6 separate regions of the Mus musculus genome follow, and regions 2, 3, 4, 5 and 6 are each linked to region 1. A link is a loop called in an ENCODE intact Hi-C map of the cell type or tissue named here. Cell type or tissue: heart. All regions are shown on one strand.

What was found. Hi-C counts contacts between places; a loop is a spot of excess contacts. Peaks named below come from ENCODE experiments on the same cell type or tissue, not always from the same donor. Only the 100,000 strongest peaks of a DNase experiment are listed, where the experiment ranks them.
Region 2: it touches region 1 in a loop (3-fold over the local background); 6 of 42 quality-filtered maps call a loop at or near these places.
Region 3: it touches region 1 in a loop (3-fold over the local background); 10 of 42 quality-filtered maps call a loop at or near these places.
Region 4: it touches region 1 in a loop (4-fold over the local background); 6 of 42 quality-filtered maps call a loop at or near these places.
Region 5: it touches region 1 in a loop (7-fold over the local background); 22 of 42 quality-filtered maps call a loop at or near these places.
Region 6: a loop joins it to region 1, with 2.9 times the contacts of the local background. A loop is called at or near these places in 3 of 42 quality-filtered maps.

What each region holds. Positions count from the first base shown.
Region 1 is chr7:126,693,425-126,697,424 of GRCm38, reverse strand. Slx1b (SLX1 structure-specific endonuclease subunit homolog B (S. cerevisiae)) reads left to right here and starts at 1,642. Exons shown (of 6, transcript NM_029420.4): 1 at 1,642-2,000. The coding sequence starts at 1,822. Bola2 (bolA-like 2 (E. coli)) reads right to left here and starts at 1,425. Exons shown (of 3, transcript NM_175103.3): 1 at 1,326-1,425; 2 at 1,145-1,242; 3 at 732-870. The coding sequence starts at 1,388. The coding sequence ends at 771. In heart, CTCF peaks have their summits at 1,654 (motif pointing right), 3,249 and 3,977 (motif pointing right); DNase peaks (open chromatin) are centred at 1,534, 1,974, 2,634, 3,974 and 1 weaker place; H3K4me3 peaks cover 2,772 bases; H3K27ac peaks cover 2,109 bases.
Region 2 is chr7:126,473,582-126,477,581 of GRCm38, reverse strand. Sh2b1 (SH2B adaptor protein 1) reads left to right here and starts at 2,452. Exons shown (of 9, transcript NM_001289541.1): 1 at 2,452-2,586. In heart, a CTCF peak has its summit at 2,092; DNase peaks (open chromatin) are centred at 2,121 and 2,451; H3K4me3 peaks cover 2,710 bases; H3K27ac peaks cover 2,936 bases.
Region 3 is chr7:126,794,187-126,798,186 of GRCm38, reverse strand. Aldoa (aldolase A, fructose-bisphosphate) reads left to right here. Exons shown (of 9, transcript NM_007438.4): 2 at 411-543; 3 at 639-850; 4 at 1,279-1,333; 5 at 1,432-1,592; 6 at 1,887-1,970; 7 at 2,063-2,237; 8 at 2,375-2,574; 9 at 2,673-2,953. The coding sequence starts at 432. The coding sequence ends at 2,768. Among named protein-coding and RNA genes, the nearest start is that of Aldoa, 3.1 kb to the left of the region's middle. In heart, CTCF peaks have their summits at 1,578 (motif pointing right) and 2,241 (motif pointing left); DNase peaks (open chromatin) are centred at 516, 1,506 and 2,056; H3K4me3 peaks cover 2,132 bases; H3K27ac peaks cover 1,680 bases.
Region 4 is chr7:126,484,729-126,488,728 of GRCm38, reverse strand. It overlaps Tufm (Tu translation elongation factor, mitochondrial), which reads right to left and starts at 1,374. Exons shown (of 10, transcript NM_172745.3): 1 at 1,239-1,374; 2 at 947-1,141; 3 at 303-469; 4 at 1-79. The coding sequence starts at 1,281. It overlaps Gm46001 (a long non-coding RNA gene), which reads left to right and starts at 2,215. Exons shown (of 3, transcript XR_001778288.1): 1 at 2,215-2,247; 2 at 2,398-2,569. In heart, a CTCF peak has its summit at 1,567; a DNase peak (open chromatin) is centred at 1,468; H3K4me3 peaks cover 2,020 bases; H3K27ac peaks cover 1,516 bases.
Region 5 is chr7:126,581,229-126,585,228 of GRCm38, reverse strand. It overlaps Cln3 (ceroid lipofuscinosis, neuronal 3, juvenile (Batten, Spielmeyer-Vogt disease)), which reads left to right. Exons shown (of 18, transcript NM_001146311.2): 2 at 949-1,055; 3 at 1,782-1,926; 4 at 2,133-2,229; 5 at 2,387-2,465; 6 at 3,487-3,583. The coding sequence starts at 2,184. Apobr (apolipoprotein B receptor) reads right to left here and starts at 221. Exons shown (of 4, transcript NM_138310.1): 1 at 161-221. The coding sequence starts at 217. In heart, no CTCF peak of the experiment used is centred here; DNase peaks (open chromatin) are centred at 328, 1,878 and 2,298; H3K4me3 peaks cover 1,751 bases; H3K27ac peaks cover 1,747 bases; H3K27me3 peaks cover 733 bases.
Region 6 is chr7:126,397,377-126,401,376 of GRCm38, reverse strand. No RefSeq gene overlaps it. Among named protein-coding and RNA genes, the nearest start is that of Nfatc2ip, 2.6 kb to the right of the region's middle. In heart, a CTCF peak has its summit at 1,647 (motif pointing left); a DNase peak (open chromatin) is centred at 1,646; H3K4me3 peaks cover 190 bases; H3K27ac peaks cover 161 bases.

The DNA of each region.
Region 1 (4,000 bases):
ACTAGTTCTCCAGAGGAACTGAAAATGTTCAGGAAATGATGCCAGGGACAGGGAAGACATGAACACTGACTACTATGATCCCAGCTTGACCAACCTCTGTGATGAAATCAAGAGAAGATGGAGACAGGAAACTGGGTGGCTGAGACAAGCCTTGACAATATGGGAAGGACTGGGCATTGTGCTGGACGTCTGTAGCCATAGCTGCATGGAAGACTAAGGCCAAAGGATCCCCTAAGCTCATGAATTTACAAGCAGCCTGGGAAACATATGGGGACCTGTCTGAAAGACAAAACCAAAGCAAAGATCCACAGTGGAGAGGAACTAGCTGTGGGAGAGCTGAACTGAACATCAGCGTGCATTGTGTCCATCCCTCCTCCTGAGTGTGTACGCCTGTGAAGAGACTGACAGAAATTCTGTATCTTGTCTCTGCTACTTCCAGGAACCTGGAGTGAGGGAACCTGGGAGAATGCTCAGGGTTTCTGAGGGCTGACAGAGCAGGAACACCCTGCTTTTTGAGGTCTGACCTTGGTGACAGTACAGACCACAGGGTTTGACAGTAAAGCCTTGGCAGACTTAAGAACCGAATCTTCATTGTTTAAGTTGGGACCTAGAGGGCTCAGGAAAGAAATCCATCCAAATTTGCTGAAACAATGGCTGGAGGAGAGTCAGGGAAAAGCCACATCCGTGACTTGGCCTCAGGGTCTTCAAACAGCACACTGAGACCAGCTGGGCCAGGTTTAAATTTTAATGACTGTTCAGGCCTAGGCCCCTCATTCACGCCGCTGTCGGGTCCACTGCTCTGGGGTCAGAGTTTTCTGCTCAAAGGCATGGATGTGCGGGAGCTCTTCGGCTAAGCACTCGTTCACCAGCCTGGAGCGAGAGAAGGGAATGGGAAATGAGCGGCCTCAGCTGGAGTGATGGGCTCCGAAGCTAGGGTGACCAAGGAGATCGGAGACGTCTCCAAGAAGTGGGGATTCAAGGAGAGGACAGGAATCCAATCACAAAGGCAGGAGCACCCTCGGGGCTATGGGTCACATCTCCGGGCTTTGGGAATGAGTTGGTCCCACCCATGGCGAGCGGATGCCCGGGCTGCCATCCGGAGCCTGAGGCTTGGCTGGGTGAGAGGCTGGCTCCCGGGGCTCACCGGTGTCTCTGGAGCAGTGGCTTTCCCTCGAACTTAGCCGACACCACCAGGACTCGGAAGCTGGTCGCGCAACGGTTCAGAGTCGTGTCCTCCACCTCCTAGCGGGCAGAAGACCCGGACGATGGAACACGCGCCCAGGAGTCCTTCCCCACCGCCCGCGACCTCTCAGCATCGCACTCACCACATGCTCTGCCTCCAGGTCCTGCCGCAGCTTCTCGCGGAGGTAATCGGCGCTGAGTTCCATAACCACAGCCCGGCGGGGCTACAGCCCAGCGTGCAAAGAACCTCGCCTCGGGTCCCGCCACCTCGCTTTCCGCCCTCACTGCAGCCACTTCCTCCACGCCGCTCACTTCCGCCCTTCCTAGGGCGGCTTCGAAGGCAGCACTTCCGCCTCCTGGCTCCCTTGAATTCCCAGCACTTGGGAGGTTTCCTCCCAACAGTTAGCCAATCCGAGCCGGACTGGAGGGCAGCCAGTCCTGCGGTTCCGCTTGCACACCCTCCTCCTGCCAGCAGGCGGCGCAGCAAGTCGCTCTGCCGGCTTTCCAGGAGTTTGCAGGACCATTCTCCCGTGCTTTTTCCTAAACCAAGGTTTTGCAGTCCTGGCTACCCAGCCCTTTCCGAGGTCCGAGGTCCCAGAAACCACCCCCAACTCTGGCCCTTCAACCCAGAAAGTCCGGATGGACCATGCAGCAAGACCCGGGCGCTTCTTCGGTGTCTACTTGCTCTACTGCCAGAACCCTCGGCATCGGGGCCGCGTTTACGTTGGATTCACTGTCAATCCTGCTCGTCGGGTCCGGCAACACAACGCGGGTCGCAAGAAAGGTGGAGCATGGCGGACCAGCGGGCGAGGACCCTGGTAAGAAGGCGCGGGTGTCTGGTCGGAAGGCTCCGCGTAGGAGGCGGGCCGCTAGGGCAAAGGAGTGACAGAGGCGGGACCGGTTTTTTTTTTTTTTTTTTTTTTAGATCTGGGGCGGTGCTGAGTCCCTGGCCTGCCACCAGAGCAAGCGTAGCAGCGAGGTGGCACCTTATGTATATCAACACTCTGCGATGGCTGGATTAAAATTTGTGATGCTTAATTGGATTACGAGTGCACAAGTTTAGGGCTGCTTTGTAACTCCACTACCAGGGTATCAGACGCCCTCTTCTAATCTCTGCACATACGTACCAAACATTCATGCACATAAATGGATTTAAGAAAAAAAAAAATCAGATACAAAAGCTATGCTATGCAATTAACCTAGGTCCTTATCTTAGGGTTACTATTTTTTAAAATAAAGATTTAAAGATCTATTTATTCATTTTATGTATATGAGTACAGTGTAGCTGCCTTTAGACACGCCAGAAGAGGGAATTGTATGCATCGCAGATGGTTGTGGGCCAGCACGTGGTGGCTGGGAGTTGAACTCATGACCTCTGGAAGAGCAGTCAGTGCTCTCAACCTCTGAGCCATCTCTGCAGCCCCCTAGGGTTACTATTGTTACTATTGTTACTATTGTTGTGATGAGTCACCAGGACCGAAAGCGTACTGGGGAGGAACGCGTTTATTTGGCTTACACTTCCATGTGAATGTGCTTTCATCTCCTCAGATGAAGGGGTGAGAGGAGAGCCGTACCCAAGCTGTGTGAATATATGGCTTGGGCTGAGCCAGAGCGTTTCTTTCTCTGTTCTAACTATCCCTAGGCCTACCCCTGGAAGCTTCTAACCTCTGTACAATCTATTCTTCCAAGATGGCTGATTCAATCCGGCTTCTCTCAGCTTTTGACTGAATTGCTCTGCTTGGCCTCATACTAGCCTTGACAATCTGTTCTAATCTTCTGGCTCCTTCTCATTCTCTGGCTCCTTTTGTCTTCACCGGTGTCTAGCTTGTTCTCTCTACAACCTGTCTCTGTAAAACTTCCCTGACCAAACTTCCATACACATACAGCCCTCCCTTCTCTCTGCTTTTTTTTTTTTTAAGAATTATTTTTTTATTTAATGTATATGAGTACACTGTTGTATCTTCAGACACACCAGAAGAGGGCATCAGATCCCATTACAGATGGTTGTGAGCCACCATGTGGTTTCTGGGATTTGAACTCAGGACCTCTGGAAGAGCAGTCGGGTGCTCTTACCCACTGAGCCATCTCACCAGCCCCCTCTCTCTGCTCTTAAGTAGCTTCTCTTTCCTGTGTTGTTTTCATGTAGGTTGGACATCTGCCCTTTAATTAGATGTCATTTTCAAACATGGCTGCGTCTACAAACTCACCTTACCTTCACTGTAGGGATGAAAGGGCGTGTCTGCGTTCCAGCAAATCATACTGTAGTCCAGGCCGTGTTGGCATTCCAGCCCCATCATATAGACCTGGGCCTTTGGATGTGATTCCTTACCAGAGCAGCCATGTTGCTGGATTAAAATTCCTCTATGTTTCCACTTCACGTTCATCGTTGGAGGAAGTCAGGACAGGAACTCAAACAAGAGCTGATGCAGAGGCGGTGGGACCCAAGGCCACCAACTCAGGGGCTGCACCACTCACAATGGCTGAGCCCTCCCACATCAGTTGTTAATCAGGAAAATGTTCTACAGGCTTGCATGTGTGTGTGTGTGTGTGTGTGTGTGTGTGTGTGTGTGTGTGTGTGTGTGTAGAGCCTGATCTTATGGAAGAATTTTCTCGATTGAGGTTCCCTCTTGTGTCAAGTTGACATAAAACTAGCCAGCACAGTGCCATCAACAGATGAGTGGGTGAAGAAAATGGGACATATACAAGATGCAGATTTTTAGGAACCTTTTATTTTTATGTGGTGTGTGTGTTTTAACTAAATCCTAAGTGCACTGAGCTCAGCAGTACTTGTAGAGGTCAGAAGAGGGCGCCAGACCCC
Region 2 (4,000 bases), 220 kb after region 1:
CAGCAAAATATCTAGCACGTTCCCGGCCCTGGGTTTGATCCTCAACACTGACCCTGCCCCACTTCCAAAAGGCCGGACAGTTTAGACAGAACATACCCAAACTTATCAATAGCCATTTGCCCTTTTGTGTTCTTTTTTTTTTGTGTGTGTGTGTACCTTTCTTTTTTTTTTTTATAGAGACTATCACTTGTAACTTTAATTTTTTTTCAAATCCTATTTTTTTTTAGATTTATTTATTTATTATATGTAAGTACACTGTAGCTGTCTTCAGACACTCCAGAAGAGGGCGTCAGATCTTGTTACAGATGGTTGTGAGCCACCATGTGGTTGCTGGGATTTGAACTCCGGACCTTTGGAAGAACAGTCGGGTGCTCTTACCCACTGAGCCATCTCACCAGCCCCCTTTTGTGTTCTTGAACTCTGTCTATGCTAGTTGATGACTAGGTTCGCTAGAGGGAGGGTGTGGGAAACAGTCACAGGAAAGGGATCTCTACATTTGCCTCTTCCTTTAAAATGGTAACAAAGGTAGATAATCCTGGCAATGAAGACCTGACAAAGTTAATCCTGAGCTGGTGCCTAGTGCTGTGATACAGCCTGGGTGATTTAAGACTGGCTAAGCCACAGGTCTGGAGAGAGAGTTCAGTAGTTAGGAGCACATGGTACTCTTGCAGTGGGCCATTTATATACAGATAAACCACACAGATATGGAACATAATTTTTAAAAAATCTTTTAAAAACAAAAGACTGAGTACACCAGAACTTGTCTGTTTTTTTCTAAGATTTTCTAACTCCATGGGGGCAAGATGGCACCTCTAGACAAACGTTCGTTATGTGCAACAAGTTCTTTATCTATATCCATCTTCTGGGTCACTTGCCTCTGGGTTCCAGGATAGCACTTGATCTAGTCAGCTAGTTGGCTTTGGAGATTTTTAATTTTTTTTTTTTTAAATTTTGAGACATGGTTTTCATTGTTTATCCCTGGCCATCCTAGAACTTGCTGTATATACCAGGCTGGCTTAGAACTCAGATATCCACCTGCCTCAGCCTCCAAAGTGCTGGGATTAAAGGCATTGCTCCTTACTGCCTGGCTTAAATTTTCCAAAATTAATATTATTTTATCTTATATGTGCGTTTTGCCTGCCTGCGTGTATGTACGTGTCCCTGTTGAGGTCATAAGGCATCAGATCCCCTGGAGCTGGAGTTATAGTCAGTTCTGAACCACCATGTGGTTGCGGGGCCTCTGCAAGAGCTGCTAGTCTTTTAATCACTTAGCTCTCTTTCCAGCAGTGTGACTTATTTACATTTTATTACCACTTTGTTTATGTGTATGTGATGGGGGGGGGGTATCACACATGTGTGGTGTGTGTGCCATGTTCTAAGTCAGAAGCCAACTTTCCAACATCCTTTCTCTTTCCACAGTGGGTTATGGGGAGGGAATTCTGGCTAATCAGGTTTGCATAGAAAACACAAGCACTTTTACTGAAAAGGCATCTCACTAGCCTAATTCTGAAAATTTTATTGATGATCTTAGAAAGAGTGATACTCCTTACACTGAGTTGCTTAACTATTAGGATTTAAATTTGAATCTATGGAAAACCATCTTGCCACACCAAGAAGACTAGAGCCCCTCTGTGGGTGAAAGCGACCGACCGCACGAGTAGAGTACAATCACAGATGACAAGCTATAGACATAATCTTTTGGGCCCTGTCAATGATCCCAATCTACTCTGGCCTTTTCAATTACTTCAGCTGTAGTGACGCTGGATCAATGCGAGCTTGGGTTGCTAGAAGGTATTTGTGCGCAAGGTCTCAACAGCACTTTGTACCTTACTTCGTCATCCCTCTAACTTGCCCTGAAGCCTCTCTTGAACTTCAAGCTCTATCTCTATGTACCTACTGATGACCCGCAAGCATGTCCAAAACTGACCTCACTATTGCTGTCCCAACTTTAGTTCCCGTCTAAGGTAGAGCCCTCCAGGACCACCTTGTCCCTTTCCCCTAAAAGACCAAGGTCGTTAAGTTCAGGCTCCGCCCACTCCACTCGGCCTCCCAAGGTCACCGCTACATCGCTCGCCAGATCCCTGGGGGCGGTGTCCGTGTACCCCTCGATGCAGGGCCAGGCGCTCTAGGCTGCAGCCAGCTCTTCAAAGAGCTTTATCATCTCGCTGATTTCTTTTAGTGGGCGGCTACTCTCTCCGCTCAAGTGGCTTCTCTATGGTTAACTTCTCGCCTTTGTCTAGAATTTGCTTCGGATGACGGACCCAACGCCTTCCCACAGCTGCCTCAGTGGTTCCTTTTAGGTACAACTGCCGAAGCCACGGGAGCTTAGTGAGACCTGTGTTGGCGTAGCTCCTGAAAACCTCGGCGCCGAGAACGATGGCGGAAGTGAATACGAAGGTGCCCTCCTTCTTACTGCTCTTCTCTATGGTCGCTTCCTTCCGCGTCGGGGAACCCGTCCCAGCGCCTGCGCAGAAGCGCGTGCTGGGAGCCCGTCGCGGAGGCGGGGGGCACAGGGAGCGGGAGCTGCGGCCGTCGCCGCCGCCGCCGCTGCCGCCGCCGGAGCTAAGCGCGGGGACCGAGATGCAGGTGGGACCGGAACCGGAACCCCCCTCTTCAAGTGCCTCTTTCCTCTCCGGACTCGACCCTGTCGTCTGAGAAGCCTGGGCGGGGGTGGGCGTGGGGGCTCGGGGCTGGAGGGGTGCTCGGCTCCCGAGAGGGCAGCAGATAGTTGGTCCCTCGGAGGCTCCGGCCCAGGGGCTTGTGGAGGGTGTCCAACGACTAGGATCGGGTCCGAGTGATTAACCACGGGGCCCGGAGGGTCCGAACCTGGAGCGCAGCCTGCACCCTCCACCACCCGCCCTTCTGGAATGTCAGAACTAAGCCAAGAGGCAGGTGCACCGGAAAACTGTGACTGAGCCGTCTTGGCAGAAGAGAAACTGAGTCACCAGTCCAGGAACCGCAGGGTCAGCGGGCCTGAAGGGGGCTGGGTCGGCCAGTAGTGCTGAGGGCTGGGTGGGCCTGTGTGAGCCGAGGTAGCCTCTGGCTGGGGACTGTCTCTGCCGTGCCTGCGCCTCTTGGCCCCGATTCCCCTGTGCTCTGTGACTCCCGCATCTCCTGGCTGCTTCTCCCTGGTTTGGAGTTGTCCCTGTGGTTGGAGCCATCGGAGTATGTAGGAAAGGCCAAGGAGGAAGGGGAGGGGGGGGGGGTCTCTGACTTGCAGCTTGGTTGTAGGCTTGATGAAGAGGCTGGCATCACTGATAGTTTGGGTAGACTTTCCTGAGCCGTCCAGAGGTGTCTCCTTTCAGTCGATCATAGGGCAGGACCACTCACCAAAGAGCCACCGGTTGTAAATTACATATGGAGCTCTGTCACTTTCTAGCTGTGATGTAAGAGTTGGGGCACCCGCAGAAGCGCTTCCTTTCTGGAGCGCAAATGGGACCCATCATACTGTCCTCCCCCATAAAAAATAGTTACAGTGGCAGTGATGTCTTGTGTGCTTACTGTGGAAAGCATAGACATGTTCCTTGTCATTTCATTTCTCCTGACAACTGTAGCAGGTAGCGGTTAGTAACTGTGTTTTACAGAGACAAAAGCTAGGTTCACACAGCTAACAGGTGGACTGAGCTGGGGCTTGAGTCCAAAACTCACAGGTACACTCCCCAGGGAGTGAAAATTCCTGAGCCCCGGCTCCGTGCGATGCCTTACTTCTGTGGCTAGTAAAGACTTGTCCTGACCCAACACACCATCTCTTTTTCTCTAGCGCTGCTATCACTCAGCCCTAGACTGTAGGGGCAACCCAGAGATTGGCCTTCAGCCAATCCAAGTCTTCCCACAGGGCTTAAGTGCTGGGTTATAGGATCAGCTTCGAAGACAACTGAGCCTTCAGTCCAACTTCCACTCATTGGACCTATGATGCAAGGTCTTTAAAGGGTGTAATCCCTGCACCCTTTGGTCCCCTGAGAACAGAGCAGTGGGAGCTGTGGTCGAGGCTGGTCCAGCA
Region 3 (4,000 bases), 100 kb before region 1:
TCTCTGCCCTATTCGTGATCCTTAAATTCTAAAATATTCCCGGTTCAATTTTGTTTCTAGGCAAGGTGACCCATGGCAACGCGCAGGCCAGATGGGTCCAGCTTCAACATGACCCGCCTGTCCCTGGCTCTGGCTTTTTCCTTTCCCCCAGTTGCCAGTGAGCAACCCCACTCTGAGCTGGGCAACACCCAGCAACAGACAGAGTTAGGAAAGGTACAGGAAGAGGCAGGTCTAGTATAGGGAAGTCGGGAGTAGGGGAGAGCTCTGGGACAGGAAGTATCCCAGGACCCTCAGGGAGTGGGGCAGGGGAGGTGGGGGCTAGTGCCCTGGCCTCCAGGGAAGCTTTGTTACCGGGGAGACCATGGGATGGTCCAACTAAGCGCTGGTCTCTGTCTGCCTCCCTCACCCAGGAAAGCACTGCCACCGGCACCATGCCCCACCCATACCCAGCACTGACCCCGGAGCAGAAGAAGGAGCTGTCTGACATCGCTCACCGCATTGTGGCTCCGGGCAAGGGCATCCTGGCTGCAGATGAGTCCACCGGTGCGGTACAGGCAGAAGAAAGGGGGAGGAGGGACCCAAGGTTGGAGCTAGCAGGCTGATCCCCTTATCTCCCCACATGACCCTCCTCCCTTCAGGAAGCATTGCCAAGCGCCTGCAGTCCATTGGCACCGAGAACACCGAGGAGAACAGGCGCTTCTACCGCCAGCTGCTGCTGACTGCAGACGACCGTGTGAATCCCTGCATTGGGGGGGTGATCCTCTTCCACGAGACACTGTACCAGAAGGCAGATGATGGACGTCCCTTCCCCCAAGTTATCAAGTCCAAGGGTGGTGTTGTGGGCATTAAGGTAAGAGGGCAGACTCTGGGGGGGGGGTAAGATTAGAGGTGGATCTGGAGAAAGGGATTAATAGGTAGGGAGGGGGTGAATATTGGGCTAGCAGGCCTAGAGACTCAGGTGTGGATGTATTCAGCATAATTTTTTGTCAGTGTTTGGGGTGAACTTAGGTCCTTGTGCATGTTAGGCAAGCGCTCTGTTGCCAACTTAATGGTTTCCCTGTGATACAAGAAGGTGATTTCATGGTGAAGAAGTGAAAAGGTTTTCTCAGTGTGCAGTAGCACCAGGTCCCTCTAGTCCAGTTAACATTTCTCTCAAATAATACACATCTTTTCTCATAAATATTTGCAAGCCATGAGAGGCTACAGTGAAAGGTGAAGTTTGGGCTGGGTAGAGGAGACAGGGGCCATAAAGCTGACTGCTGGTCTCCTCCCTGGCAGGTAGATAAGGGTGTGGTGCCCCTGGCAGGAACCAATGGCGAGACAACTACCCAGGGTAAGAATGATCTGCCTGCCTCCTTCCCTTCTCCACCAGCTCATCAGAGTTCCAGAGTGAGTCTGATCAAAAGCCTTCTCTTTATTCTTCCCCTTCAGGGCTGGATGGGCTGTCTGAACGCTGTGCCCAGTATAAGAAGGATGGAGCCGACTTTGCCAAGTGGCGCTGTGTGCTAAAGATTGGGGAACATACTCCCTCGGCCCTGGCCATCATGGAAAATGCCAATGTTCTGGCCCGTTATGCCAGCATCTGCCAGCAGGTGGGATTGGACTACTTCCTAACACATTGATGCAGTGTGGGCTAGCTTTCTGTCTATCTGCCAGGATATCTGCCTCCCTCAGAGCAGCTGCTCTCAATACCCGCTGTGCGTCAGGCTCTTGAGTGGAGGCCCTCTGCAATGTAGAGGTGGCAACAGGTGTACAGGCAGATTGATAGGATTGCTTGTCCCCTGTAATCTGCTGAGGCCTTTGAAGCCTGGGTCTCTGTCATCAAGTTAATGGTGAGGAGGCTCCTAGTCAGGAGGCCTTGCCTCATTACCCTGTCCCTCCCACAGAATGGCATTGTACCCATTGTGGAGCCTGAAATTCTCCCTGATGGGGACCATGACTTGAAGCGCTGCCAGTATGTTACTGAGAAGGTAGGTTGCCCATCTGCTTGGTTAGGATAATGTGGTGGGCTGGGCCCCGCTGAGGTAATCCCTGTTTTCCACCTTTCCCTGCTGTGTTCCAGGTCCTGGCGGCTGTCTACAAGGCTCTGAGCGACCACCATGTCTATCTGGAAGGCACATTGCTGAAGCCCAACATGGTCACCCCTGGCCATGCTTGCACCCAGAAATTTTCCAATGAGGAGATTGCCATGGCAACGGTCACAGCACTTCGTCGCACAGTGCCCCCTGCTGTCACTGGTGAGGCCCACTCCCTCATCTTGGCCTGGTGAGGTGGATGCACCATCACATTTGACTTTGTCCAGGGTGACGCCTCATGGCTTTTCCTGCTCCGCATCTCTAATGCAGGTCCCTTTCCTTCTGTGCTTGTTCTCCAGGGGTCACTTTCCTGTCTGGAGGGCAGAGTGAGGAAGAGGCATCCATCAACCTCAATGCTATCAACAAGTGCCCCCTGCTGAAGCCATGGGCCTTGACTTTCTCCTATGGTCGAGCCCTGCAGGCCTCTGCTCTAAAGGCCTGGGGTGGGAAGAAGGAGAACCTGAAGGCAGCCCAGGAGGAGTACATCAAGCGCGCCCTGGTAAGGCAGGCAGGCAGGCGTGGAAGTGTGAACAGGTGCCTGGGCGGGGTGGGGAGGGACTCAAGAAGAGAATTCCTCTGATTCCTCTTCCCTTTTAGGCCAACAGCCTCGCTTGTCAAGGAAAGTATACCCCAAGTGGCCAGTCTGGAGCCGCAGCCAGTGAATCTCTCTTCATCTCTAACCATGCCTACTAACCAGAGCTGAACTAAGGCTGCTCCATCAACACTCCAGGCCCCTGCCTACCCACTTGCTATTGAAGAGGGGTCTTCAGGCTCTTTCCCATCACTCTTGCTGCTGCCCTCGTGTGCGGTGTTGTCTGTGAATGCTAAATCTGCCATCCCTTCCAGCCCACTGCCAATAAACAACTATTTAAGGGGGAGTCTGTTGTTCATGTCTTGTAGGGTATAGGGGAGGGCCTGAGGAAAGAGCCTTACTTTGGGTTTCTTCTTCTTGGACAGTAAAAGGAAGGGTTTTTTTGACCAGAGCTTTGAGAAAGGCATAGTATTATGGGATGTTCTTTGCCTACATCTAATTGAAGGTAACTTTTACCTAATTAATATTCAGTTTAAGCCAACCAAGGGCTTAATGAATACTTGGCAAGGATTGTATCAGGGCTAACACATTTATGCGTTTTTGGGGACTATGGAGCCTTTTGGAGAACGCAGAATCCTCTCCTGCAGTGACATAGGTATACAGCTCAACTGCAGAACTCTTGGGTTCCAGGTTGAGAATGGAGCCTCAGAGCTGCTGATGTTCCCTGGTGATAGAATAAGAAGCACATCAAACCATGGGCCATCTGTATTCTTGCCACATTATATTGAGTGTAGTCGGTGTGCTAGTGCACACCTTTAATCCCAGCACTCAGGAGGCAGAGGCAGGCAGGAGGCCAACCTGGAACTCACTACAAAGTGAGTTCCAGGACAGCCAGGGCTATACAGAGAAACCCTGTCTTGAAAAAAAAAAATTCTGCCTAAATGAATGGATACAGTGTATCTGCCTTTGGAGGCCAAAAGGAGTGTATCAAGTGCTAGCTTCTGGCAAGATAAGAAACCTTAAGGAGTGAGGGCTTCGGACTATAACTCAGTAGCAGAGTCCTTGCATGGTTACTCATGGTTGTGAGCCACCATGTGGGTGCTAAACTGCTGAGTTCTCTCTCCAGCCCCATCATACCTCTAGTAATTTATAGTGCTAGAGACTCTAAGTATAACTGGGGACGACTTAGATCTTAAGCATTTCCTGTTTCCTGCCTTCTCTGCCCTTCCTGTGCTTTCTGTTTTCCTTCCCAAGCATCTTTTTCTTTGACACTTTCGTTTTCAGTGATCTGCGTAGAATTGTCTTACTAGGAGTATCAAAGCATAGTCTCCACTGTCCTAATATTCCCATGTATTGGCCAATAGTCAAAGCTATGCGCAGGCTGTGGATAGAG
Region 4 (4,000 bases), 210 kb after region 1:
GGGTCTGGGGCATGGGGCCATCATTAGCTGCCACCACCAGGATACAGCCATCCAGGGGGGCAGTGCCTGTGATCATATTCTGGGTGGAAGAGGAAGAAGGTCAGCTTAGTTCAGGGACCTCTTCAACATGCATCCTCTAATGAGAAGTAGCTGTGAAGATCTCCATCTCTCTGCCATGTCTTCACCACCCACAGCCACAAATCCTTGTTCTTATATTCAAACACCGCCACTATTTTATAACCTCCCCCCCTCACACCTCCACTGAACGGAAGCAGGTGCTGGCTGTCCCCAGCAACCCTCACCTTAACATAATCTGCATGACCAGGACAGTCTGTGTGGGCATAGTGTCGGGCAGCAGTGCTATACTCCACATGGGCTGCATTGATGGTGATGCCCCGAGCTCGCTCCTCTGGGGCATTGTCTATCTCCTCGTACTTCTTGAACTTAGCTCCACCTCCCTCGGCTAGAACTACCGGAGGAAGAGAACACACCTCTCAACTCAGGGTCAGAGCTACAGACAAGGCTCGGGGCACACGCCTGAACCCCTCATACAGAAACAATCTGGAAGGATAAATCTCTGTTAAATCTCAATTCTAGGAAATCTCAAATGTAATTCTAGGAAAGATAACTTTGTAAGACAGTGAGAGAATTTCCTAAGGTGTGTGCTCATCACAGACGCTTCCAATTCTTCGCTGACAGCATCTCTTTACAGACCACTCTACACTGGATGGAAACCATTCACAGTTTTCATTTTATGCCTCACAGAGCTCTTCCTGTACAGGGAAACCTGTCTCCTGCATCTTCCCACCAGCCTTCGTCCCAAGTGTCTCTTGGAGCCATGCTAAAGTTCAGCGGACTACAAGACACCCACCCTACGCTCTAGTTCTGACTCTTCCAGCTGACAGGACATTGCCCGACGCCTCCAACCCAACCCAACCCTACTCACTTTTCGTGATGGCTGCAGTCAGGGTGGTCTTGCCATGGTCCACATGTCCGATGGTACCCACATTCACATGGGGCTTGTCGCGTACATAAGTCTTCTTGGCCTCCACAGCTAGGCCGCGACACAAGAAGGGTGATGCGGGAGCCTTCAGCGGCCGCAGCCGACCTTGCAGAAATGGGGTCGGGCTGGCGCAGAGACCTGCGGGGAAAGGCACTTGGGAGTCAGGGATCCGAACCCAGCTACCCTCCGCGCCCCTCGCAACTCCGGGCTGCCTGCGTCCAACCCGCCCCCTCACCGCTGAAGCGGGGCGTCGCTCGCAATAGAGTGGCTGCCGCCATTGTGGTAGTACTCGGTGACCGGGACCGGGAACTAGGCACCCGGGGCCCGCGCGTGCAGGGAAGGACGGGCACTTGGGACTGCAGATCACTTCCGGCGGAAATGAGGGTCCGGACAGCGAGTTTAGGAGCCTCTAGCAGACAGTTTCTATGGCCACGGCCACTGATATCCGGGCATGGAGCGGAAGAGGGGGTTTCTGGTGTCTCGCGGGGGACGATGGGGAATTTCCACAGTTCAGCCTGAGGGGGCCGCTTTAGGAGGAAAATGCGGAGCGCCCCATAATGCACGAGCGCCCCCGAAGGCTTATGGGTGTTGTGGTTTCCAGGGCAGCGGGCTTGGGTCAGTTTGTGACAGGCTTTAGCTTCGCCTGGGTTCGGTCCAGAGAGAAGATCTCCCAGCCTGTAAGAGGCAAAATTAACGAGAGTCAGGGATGGAGTCCCGGGAGTTCCAGTCCTTGGCCATTAAATAACTGCCCCCATATCTCTTGCAGGGATCCTGTGCTTTCTAACATTTTGAAGTCAAACCCTCCTCCCCCAATAGTCCTTTGGACGCTTGACAAGCAGTTTTCTTTCCTTTTTCTTCCTTCTTCCCCACTACCTTCCGAGACAGGGTCTCCTTGGCTGGCCTATGTAGACCAGGCTGGTCTTCCAGCTCTAGAGAAATCTCCTGTCTCAGTGCTGGGATTAAAGGAAGTTTTTTTTTTACTGTTAGTTGAATCTTTTGTATACCCAGCAAATGTTTGTTCCCTAATGAATAAGTGGTTTTTGTTTTTGTTTTTTTTTAAGATTTATTTATTCTATGTAAGTACACTGTAGCTGTCTTCAGACACACCAGAAGAGGACATCAGATCTCATTACGGATGGTTGTGAGCCACCATGTGGTTGCTGGGATTTGAACTCAGGACCTTTGGGAGAGCAGTCAGTGCTCTAAACCACAGAGCCATCTCTCCAGCCCCCTAATGAATAAGTGTAAGTATAGTAATGACTTTTAACTGTCACATTCATCTTTTCGCACAGCTTCTTCAACTCTCACAAATAATAGAAGCTTCTTAACTCTGTCTTTCTTTCTGAAATTTACCCTATCAGCTTAATTGACAGTATCTTTTCCAAATGCTGTAGATTCCCTCATTCCATCCCTAGAGAGATGTCTAGGCACAAGCAAGCTACATCACATCTCTTCTAAAAATCAAGTGGAAGGAGATACAGGTACACACTTGTGACCCCAGCACTTAAGACACTGCAGCAGGAAGTCCAGTCCTAAGGCCTGAGCACAGATTGAAACTCTGAAAAGGTAAAGATAAAGGACAATAGAGTGTTACTGGAATCTTGTGCTAGACTCCCCTCAGTCTTTGTGATTTTTTTTTTTTTTTTTTTATCTAACGAATCCAGGCTGGGCAGTGGTGGCACAGGCCTTTTTAATCCTAGCACTTGGGAGGCAGAGGCAGGAGGATTTCTGAGTTCGAGGCCACCCTGGTCTACAAAGTGAGTTCCAGGACAGCCAGGGCTACACAGAGAAACCCTGCCTCGAAAAAAACCAAAAACCAAAACCAAAAAAAAAAAGGGGGGGGAGAGAAGAAATGAGGCAGTTTTACAGGGAGCAGGTTGTAGAAAGAGACCAAGCTAGACACAGTGAAGACAGAAGGAGCCAGAGAGTGAGAAGGAGCCAGAAGTCCAGAACAGATTGCCAGAGTGTTAGTTTGAGGCCAAGCAGAACAATTCAGGAGAAACTGAGAAAAGCCAGAGTGAATCAGTCAGCTTGATGAGGAGTCTGAGCCAGAACTGTTAAGTTGAACTAGCCAGCCAGACTTCAGAGAGAGCTATGAAGAGGTGAGTTTATTCATCAGTAAGTAAGCCTCAGAGGTTGAAGGCACTAGGCCTAGATAAGACTGTACAGAGGCTAGACACTTCCAGGACTAGGTTTAAACCCAGCGTGGGGGCAGCATGGAATCCCAGCACTCGGGGTCAAGGTTCAAGGTCATCCTCCACCTCTTGGGTTTTTTTTTTAATTTATCTATTTTTATTTATATGAGTCCACTGTAGCTGTCTTCAGACACACACCAGAAGAGTGCATTGGATTCCATTACAGATGGTTATGAGCCACCATGTGGTTGCTGGAATTGAACTCAGGACCTCTGGAAGAGCAGTCAGTGCTCTTAACCTCTGAGCCATCTCTCCAGCCCATCCTCCATATCTTGTAAAGCAAAGACCAGTTTAGAATATGAGACCCTGCCTCAAAAAAATTCCAAGGAAACTGGGTAGTCATGGCGCACGCCTTTAATCCCAGCACTTGGGAGGCAGAGGCAGGCGGATTTCTGAGTTCGAGGCCAGCCTGGTCTACAGAGTGAGTTCCAGGACAGCCAGGGCTACACAGAGAAACCCTCTTTTGAAAAACAAAACAAAACAAAAACCCAAACAACTAAAAAAGATGCAAGGAAGGAACACACAAAACAGAGTCTGGTTTGTCAGTGTCTCAGATTGCCTGAGTCTTATATCTGCAGCTTTAATACTAAATAGAACTCTAGACCTGGGTTTGCATTGATTTTGCTATAGACTTAGAGCAATTTGGTGCTGGGCCAATTGTGGAGAGCTTTTGGGGCTGCTTCTAGAAACTTGGCAGGAATCTGATTGGGGGCTAGAACAAAGAAGTGGGCTTCAGGCAAGACTTTGACTTTGGACTAGGACAGGGAAGTAGGCTCAGATATCTTGGTCATCCTGAGAAGCC
Region 5 (4,000 bases), 110 kb after region 1:
CACTTGTAGAGGCAGGAGATTGAAACCCAGGAAGGACTGGGCTAGGAGTCTGGCTGACTGTAGGAAAGGGAGCTCAGGCTTCAGGAGAGGCTGTAAGGGAGAGGAAAGGTGAGACTACGAGGAATGGTGGAAGTTTCGGGTATCTCTCTGCCCCTCTCACCAGTGCTCCCCTCAAAGCCTGATGTAGCCCAGGGAGACGAAGCCGGAGAAAATCCATCCTGCAGGTCTCTGTGTGTCCAGAAAGCTCACAATGACCATCCGTCCCCACCCACGAAGTCCTCCCCAGCACCCAAGACACTTCCTCTTCCCCTGACTCTCCCTGACAAATCTCCACCCCAGGCCCTGTGCACCTCCCCCCTGCTCATGGATGACTTCATGACAGGCAGGGGGATGGCTTAACAGTGTCCAGGTGACTCAGACTCGGGTGCACATCTGGAACTAAAGGGCAGAGGATCGGGCCAGAAAGGGGAAAGGGAAAAAAAAAGTGGAAACAGGAGACCTCAGAATTGGGTATGGGGGAGGGGGCATTCGGCAAGTGCAGCCTGAGTGACTCAGGTCTTGTATTCGCACCTCAGCCATTTCCGCCTCCTCCAAGCCACAGCCTTCAGTGAGAGGAAGCTAGGGTTTGTGGTTCCTGATTTATTTGGGGGAGAAGCTGTAGAAGTGAGGATAAGGCCACTGGAAGTTCTGGGTTCCCATTTTCAACGCCATTAAGATTTTTCTGGGGATGAAAGGTCTGGATTGGTGCTCAATGCCCACACCCTCACCTATGGTTATTCTTGTACTGTGGTCATGTGTCCTCACAGCTTACTGTGAGTTCCTTAAGGACAGAGGCTGCAGAATTTCTAGAGACTCGTTTGGGTAGGAGGATCCTTTTTCTCACTGTTTGAGTGATCTAGGAAGAACACCACAGGAGGGCATATTTCAAACGGCAAATCTTAATGACAGGTGGTTGAAAAGACCCGGGAGAAGTGGGCAGAGGCTGCTGGAATCCATAGCAGAGGAATAGGCTTGATGAAGAATGGTCAAGATGCTGCCCTGCCATCGAGTGGAAGGTAAGGGAAGGACTCCTTATTTGGAACTGTGAGGTGACACATTCCAACTATCCTCTCAGCCTCATTCTCCTAACTTCCAATTAGGACAAACGGCTGACATCACAGACCAGGAAAAACACCCATAGCAGCTTTCTCAGTGAACTTAGCACCTTTGCTCTATTTCTTACTGCTGAGTCTCTGAAGTCAGCTAAAAGTCTAGCCTCTGTTGCACAGTGGGGCGGAGGGACCTTGGTTTTCTCTTGTAAAACCAGGGGTTGGACAACTTTCGTGGTATTTGTTGTTCTAGGATAGTAAGGCAAAGGGGATTTAACCGTAACATCGTGAATATTGCCACAGATAATTCATAGAATGCTGTTTTGTGGGTGTTTATTTTTAATCGATCTACTCTCAGCTACTTCCCAGATGCTTATTATAGGTCTTTACAATAGGTCTGTAAGGACAACAGATAACACTTGAGGCTGGTCGCCTTTGCGCTCAAGCAGAACTTGTCCTTGGGACGTTGGGTGGGGTAGTGGGACATCCGCAGCAAAGTAGCCATAATTGTTTCAGGCAAGTAAGAGCTGCAGGAAAGAAGCTGAAGCCTTCCGCGCCATGACTAGTACTGGCAGATTTGGTCGGCGTCTAGAGCGCCGCTTTTCATGGCTCTACTTGTGGCTCCCTTCGACTCCAATTCAAAATCAGTGCTTCCAGCGTTCTCTCGAACTCTCCTTCTTTTATTCTCCGAAGTTTGAGAAGTCCAAAGGCGAAAAAGAGAAAAAAGGACCCGGAAGTAAGAAGCAACCCTCAAGCACGTGATGGAAGGCTCACGGGTACTGTCACGTGACCCCCAACCTGCTCGTCTACCTTGCGGAGAGTTCAGCTGCTCTTAAAGGTACAGGCCTGGGGGCGGGGGCTTTGCTTTAGAGGGGCAGGGGGCGGGGTCAGGCGGGTGGGGCGTGGGTGAACACGAGCTGGAGATCTGGGGATCCTTCGACGGACATGTCGTGTATAGCAGACAGCGGAACCTGGGACTGACCGCGGGGCATTGATCCTTCGCACCCACCTGTCCCAGACTTTAATCTGTTTTCTTGAAGCTAGCTCGGAACACACGCTGACTTTGGGCCCTTTGGGGGACCCGAACTCAATGTTATGGGAAGTTCTGCGGGCTCGTGGAGGCGCCTTGAGGATTCTGAGAGTGAGTGCTCTCATCGGTTGCCTTGGGAATGACCACCTCTGCCCGCGGCTCTCCCGAGGAGTTGGGATGCTGGCCCTGCCCCCTCAACACCATGCGGGATAGGCGGGGCCTTCGTGTACCCGAGTGAGTGGGGGGTCATGCTTTCTCTACCTCCCAGGGGAGGAGACCGACTCAGAGCCCCAGGCCCCTCGGTTGGATAGTCGGAGTGTCCTTTGGAAGAATGCAGTGGGTTTCTGGTAAGTGGTCTGAGAGTTGTGCAAAAGTAAAATGCCAGCTGGGCGTGGTGGCACACGCCTTTAATCCCAGCATTTGGGAGGCAGAGGCAGGCGGATTTCTGAGTTCGAGGCCAGCCTGGTCTACAGAGTGAGTTCCAGGACAGCCAGGGCTACACAGAGAAACCCTGTCTCGAAAAACAAACAAACAAACAAACAAACAAAGTAAAGTGCGATTGGAGCAAAGATGAGAGCCAAGTTGTGAAAAGCAGTTGAATACACAGATACTTAATCAACTGTGAACTTTCCAAGTTCCATTAAATTCCCACCTTCACCTATTGATCAGATCTTAGTATCTGTAGAGTTATTTATTAAATGTTTTCCTCCAGCTAACTTTGTTTTTTTTCCTCTTCCTTCCTTTCTTTCTTTCTTTCTTTCTTCCTCTTCCTCCTCCTCCTCTTCCTCTTCTTTTTCTTCTTTTTTTTGGAAAGGTCTTTAAACCCTACAAGCAGTAAGGGCTTACTTTGACCTTTCTAATCCTGCTTTTGCCTTCCAGGTGCTGCAGTTACAGGCCCTACTGTAGCACAATGCCCAGAACACCCATTGTTTCTGTTTGCAGTGCAGGGTATTAAAAGCAGGTCCTTCCCGGGCTCACGCACTGTTGTACAAGTGAGCTCTGTCTCCAGCCAATTTGCTTTTGCCAAGTTCTGAGCACAGCTCTGGGAGATGAAAATAAGAACAATATGCCCTGCTATTATTTTGGTTCCCTTGAGATCAGCAGGTGAAAATTTGTCTCCGTTTTGCACAGGAATACGCTAGATATTTGCATTGTACCACAGTGTTTCCGTTGATGAGAAATGCCCAGGGATCAGAATCTTAGTGTAAGCGTGGGAGAAATAGTGCTTAGGAGGACTTGGCACTTGGCCATGAGCTGGTCTAATCTCAAGGCCTGTTTTGATAGTGGAGAAGGAAAAAAAAAAGGTGTATCTTTAAGGACTGTAAGTGGATAGAAAGCCAGACAGTGAAGATGTGTCCTCATTTCTAGGATCTTGGGTCTTTGCAACAATTTCTCATATGTGGTGATGCTGAGCGCTGCCCATGACATCCTCAAGCAGGAGCAGGCGTCTGGAAACCAGAGCCATGTAAGTAAGCCCCTCTTCACCACCACCATAGGTCAGTAAGTGAGCCCCTCTGTACCACTACCATAGGTCAGTCCGCATGGGGAATACTAAGAACCCACTCAGGGCCAGAGGACCCCTGAAAAACTCCTAGAGTAGCTCTGGGTGGGATTGGGGAGCTAAAGGTCTTAGTCTCCCACATCCTCATGGCAGGAGGGATCTTAAAGAGAGCAACGGGTACCAGGTTGGTGAACTCACATAACTGGCTGGGTAAGACCTTATTTTGTGGTGTGTTTTGTCATTGTACCCTGTTGACATTTGAGGTCAGGTGACTGTTGTGAGTCTGTCCTGCATGTTGTAGATGTTTAGTAGCATCCCATGCCCCTTGTCAACCAAAAGTGACAGCCAAAAATGTCTCCAGATGTTACAAATGCTCCTGCC
Region 6 (4,000 bases), 300 kb after region 1:
CCAAGCTCTCAGGCATAGAGGAAAGTTGTCCTTGTGAAAAGCATCTATTTAGGTCTGGAGAGATGGCTCAGTGGTTAAGAGCACTGACCCCTTGCTCTTCCAGAGGTCCTGAGTTCAATTCCAGTAACCACACGGTGACTCACAACCATATGCAATGGGATCACATGCCCTCTTCTGGTGTGTCTGAAGACAACTACAGTGTACTCATCTACATAAAATAAATAGATAAATCCTAAAAACAAAACAAAAATTATTTATTTTTATCTTAAATGCATTGGTGTTTTGCCTGCGTGTGTATCTGTGCGCCACATGCATGCAGTGCCTGCGGAGGCAGGAAGAGAGCATCGGATCCCCTGGAATTGAAGGTACAAGTGTTGTGAGCCTCTACGTGGCTGCTGGAAATCCAAGCCAGCAATAAATAAATCCAACCCAGCATAAAATACAACCTCTACAAGAGCCGTCTGAAGGACTTGGGAAGTAGAGGCAAACCATGTGAGGTCTCAAGTAAATGCTTTTGTTTCACATCTCCTGTTTACTCTTTATATTTCTTGTCTGTCATTCCTTATTTCCTTCATTCCTTCCCCCTTCTCCACCCCACCTTCATCTTGACATAGTCCTGTAATTTAGCCCAAGTTGGTCTTGAACTCATGACTCTTCTGCTTGATCTCCCTTGTGCTGGGATTACAGGCCAGCACAACCTGGCCTTATTGTTTTTTTTTTTCTCAGTTCATATAATTTATTACAGTTAGCACACAGTTTAAAAATTCACCAACACACCAATAGTACAAAACTAAACAGCATTATAAGTTATTCCCCCTCAGGAAATAAAACATACTATGATTGTCAAAGCTAAATGTCAGTCTAAGATTTAGAACAAAGGAAGAATGTGAAACTAAGTAAAAGAAAGAGCAATCACTCACAATGACCATTAAAAAAAGAAAATCCAAAAAAGTCCATTCTTCCACAGACATTGATTGTCTCCTCTAGATTAATAAAGATTATTTTAACATAAACTGTATTTAAAAAAAAAAACTAGAAACTCTTCCAGTAACTAAAGATAATGCTCCAAGGCCATTTTCACAGCTTTGTTTGTTTGTTTGTTTGTTTGCTTTAAATGCCATTACAGCCAAATTAACATACATTTGACCAAATATTTCCAAAACAGTCCAGCAATGTTGAACTGTGTGTTTAAAATGTGAATTACTGACCTTGTATACTGTAATTGATTACACGGGCTGGGGGGGAGGGTGTCAAAGAACTTGACAGGTTGTGTTGATGCTTTTAGTTGAGTCTTAAAAAGTAAATATTAATGCTACAGAAATGCATGAGTTTCAATATATTTTTGTCTTTGTTTGCATTGTATAACTTTAACGAGTGAGTTTAAAATTATTTAATTTCCTTAGAAAAATAGCACCATTTGGGAAAAAAAACTGGCCTTATTGTTAACAGTCCTAATGAGTATTTCTTCTGCAGAGGACGATTTTTCAGAGCTACATCCAGGTCTGCATTTCTCTAAACTGTCATCGCAAAATACATACTGCAGGGCGGGCATATTTTGGTCTGCATTAGGGCATTTGCTTTACCTTAGCTTAGTTGAGATGGAAGACCTTGCCTTTCTTTGGTAGACCACAGGAAAATAGCGGCCCCTGCTGGTGGCTGCATGTCTTTGATCCTGCCAGGGTAGAGTCAATTGGAGCAGGTGCGCAAGGGGTTATCACTGTTGTGTAGTGCAAGAGGTGCCCTGATAGACATTTGGGGCTCTGCCCCTCCCAAAACAATCCTGCATGGTGGTGTGTTGGGGGGGGGGCAAGCTGGCTAGAATAAAGACCCTGCTGTGAGTTGCATCAGATCAGCTCCTGTCTGGTTTTTTGGGGATCACAAACATTTCCCTGGCACAACAGAGCTGTACAGTCAGTCTCTTGTGTAAATAAAAAGGAGCAGAGAGGGAGGAGGGATGGAGAGATGCTGAGATAGTTCAGCAGGTAAAAACACTGGCTGTTCTTTCCGTGCTCATGACAAGGGCTCTGCAGCAAGTTCCTTCACCCACTGAGGCATCTTGTTGACTAGTTATTTATTGTACGGGGCTGGAGGTTAAACCCAAGGCTTCATGCATGCCAGTGTATTAGTGAGGCTTCTGCAGAGAAAAATTATTAATAGGACGAGTCTATTGCCAAGGCTGCAGGGGAGAATACTATGTTCTCAAAAGGTTTCAGAGTATATATGTGAGACTAACTTGTTTGGCTCCCGAGATACGGTCTGGGTAACCCAACAGTGGCTGCTCAGTCCGTGAAGCTCGATGTCTCGGCTGTCCCAATCTGGTGTCCTCACTGTACCCCAGAAGCCCAGGTAACGGCTATGTTATCACAGCAGCAATGCAGCAGGAGCAGAGAGGATGAGCTTGCCAGCAGAGTGTTTGCAACAGACAAAAACAAACAAACAAACAAACAAACAAACAAACAAAAAACCAGGGCTTCTTCTCTCACATCCTTTTATTTGAGATGCTCTTCCCACTTCAAATAATCTGATCCAAAAGAGCCTACACAGCTCCCCGAGGCTTGCATTTGATTCCAGACCCAGTCAAGCTGACAAGTGCCCACTCAGCTGTGACCCCAGTCCTCCTTCCCCCTTAAAAAAAATACTTATTTATTTTATGTTAATGAGTGCTCTATCTGCATGTATGCATGCATGACAGAAGAGGGTGTCAGATCCCATTACAGAGGATTGTGAGTCACCATGTGGCTGCTGGGAATTGAACCTCTGGAAGAGCAGTCAGAGATCTTAACTGCTGAGCCATCCCTCCAGCCCGTTTGTGTCTTTTCAGTAACAGAATCTACTAACAATAAATTCACAAATGTCAGTGGTCTTAATGGCAGCAATTTGTCACACACGATCCACCTATTTTAGTGATCTGGCCAAGGTGAATGCATGTTCTTTTATCCCAATCATAATTACTAATATTAACTCTCACATGACACAACAGACAGCAAATTATATCTCCCTGCATATATAAGATTTACAGAATAAACAGAAAGGGCTACATTAGAGTTCAAAAGGTCTCAGAAGTGAACTGATGGAGTCTGCATTGATAACTAATCAGGCCAGTGACAGGAGGGAGCTGCTGGAACCAGGATTCAAAAGCAGGAAATGGTGGCTTTAAGTCCAGGTTGGGTCAGGAGAGCAGGGGTAGGGGTAGGCAGCTGAGCAGGCCAGGCAACAGTGGGAAACTGAGGCAAGCTAAGCTCCAGAGAAAGTCAGAGAACCCTCTGCTTATCAGTCTATGATTTAGTCATCGGGTATCAGGCGACAGGATATTGTGGAGGCATACCATCTCAGTGGCAGGCATCCATCACTTTATGGGCTCCTTATGAGGAAGTCATACTCTTGGTCTGGCCTACCTGATAAGTTCTTGGATCTGGTTTCCCCAGTTTGATTTTTTTAGGGGGGGGGGTCGGTTGAGACCGGCTTTTTCTGTGCAGTGCTGGCTGTCCTGGAACTCACTCTGTAGACCAAACTGGCCTTGAACTCACAGAGATTTGCCTGCCTCTGCCTCCCAAGTGCTTGATTAAAGTCTTGTGCCACCACTGCCCAGTGATGTCTGCATTTCAAAGAGAAGACTCTACCTTGAATTGCTGAGTTGTGAAAAGGCAAGGGGTTTATTAAGACATTAGAAGGATTAGCATATGCACAACCATGGTACTGACAGTACTTACATTTTTTTCAGTTAATTTCCACATGCATGAGTGAATGCCAGCAGGGTATTGACCAGCAGACAAACATTAAACCATCAAAGACCTCTCAGAATTCAGACCTTTCTGAGTTTTGAAGTTGTATTGTTTCCCAAACGAGCTAAGTGTGCATAGCATGTTGCTGGAAAGCGCAGCTAGCTCCCAGTCAGTCTACAATCACGAGCATGAACCCTGGTGCTCTGTAGTACATTGTGCAGATAAGCGGCAGCAAGGCCTTTATCAAGAGTAACCCCGCTGTAAACCGAGAAGCATTC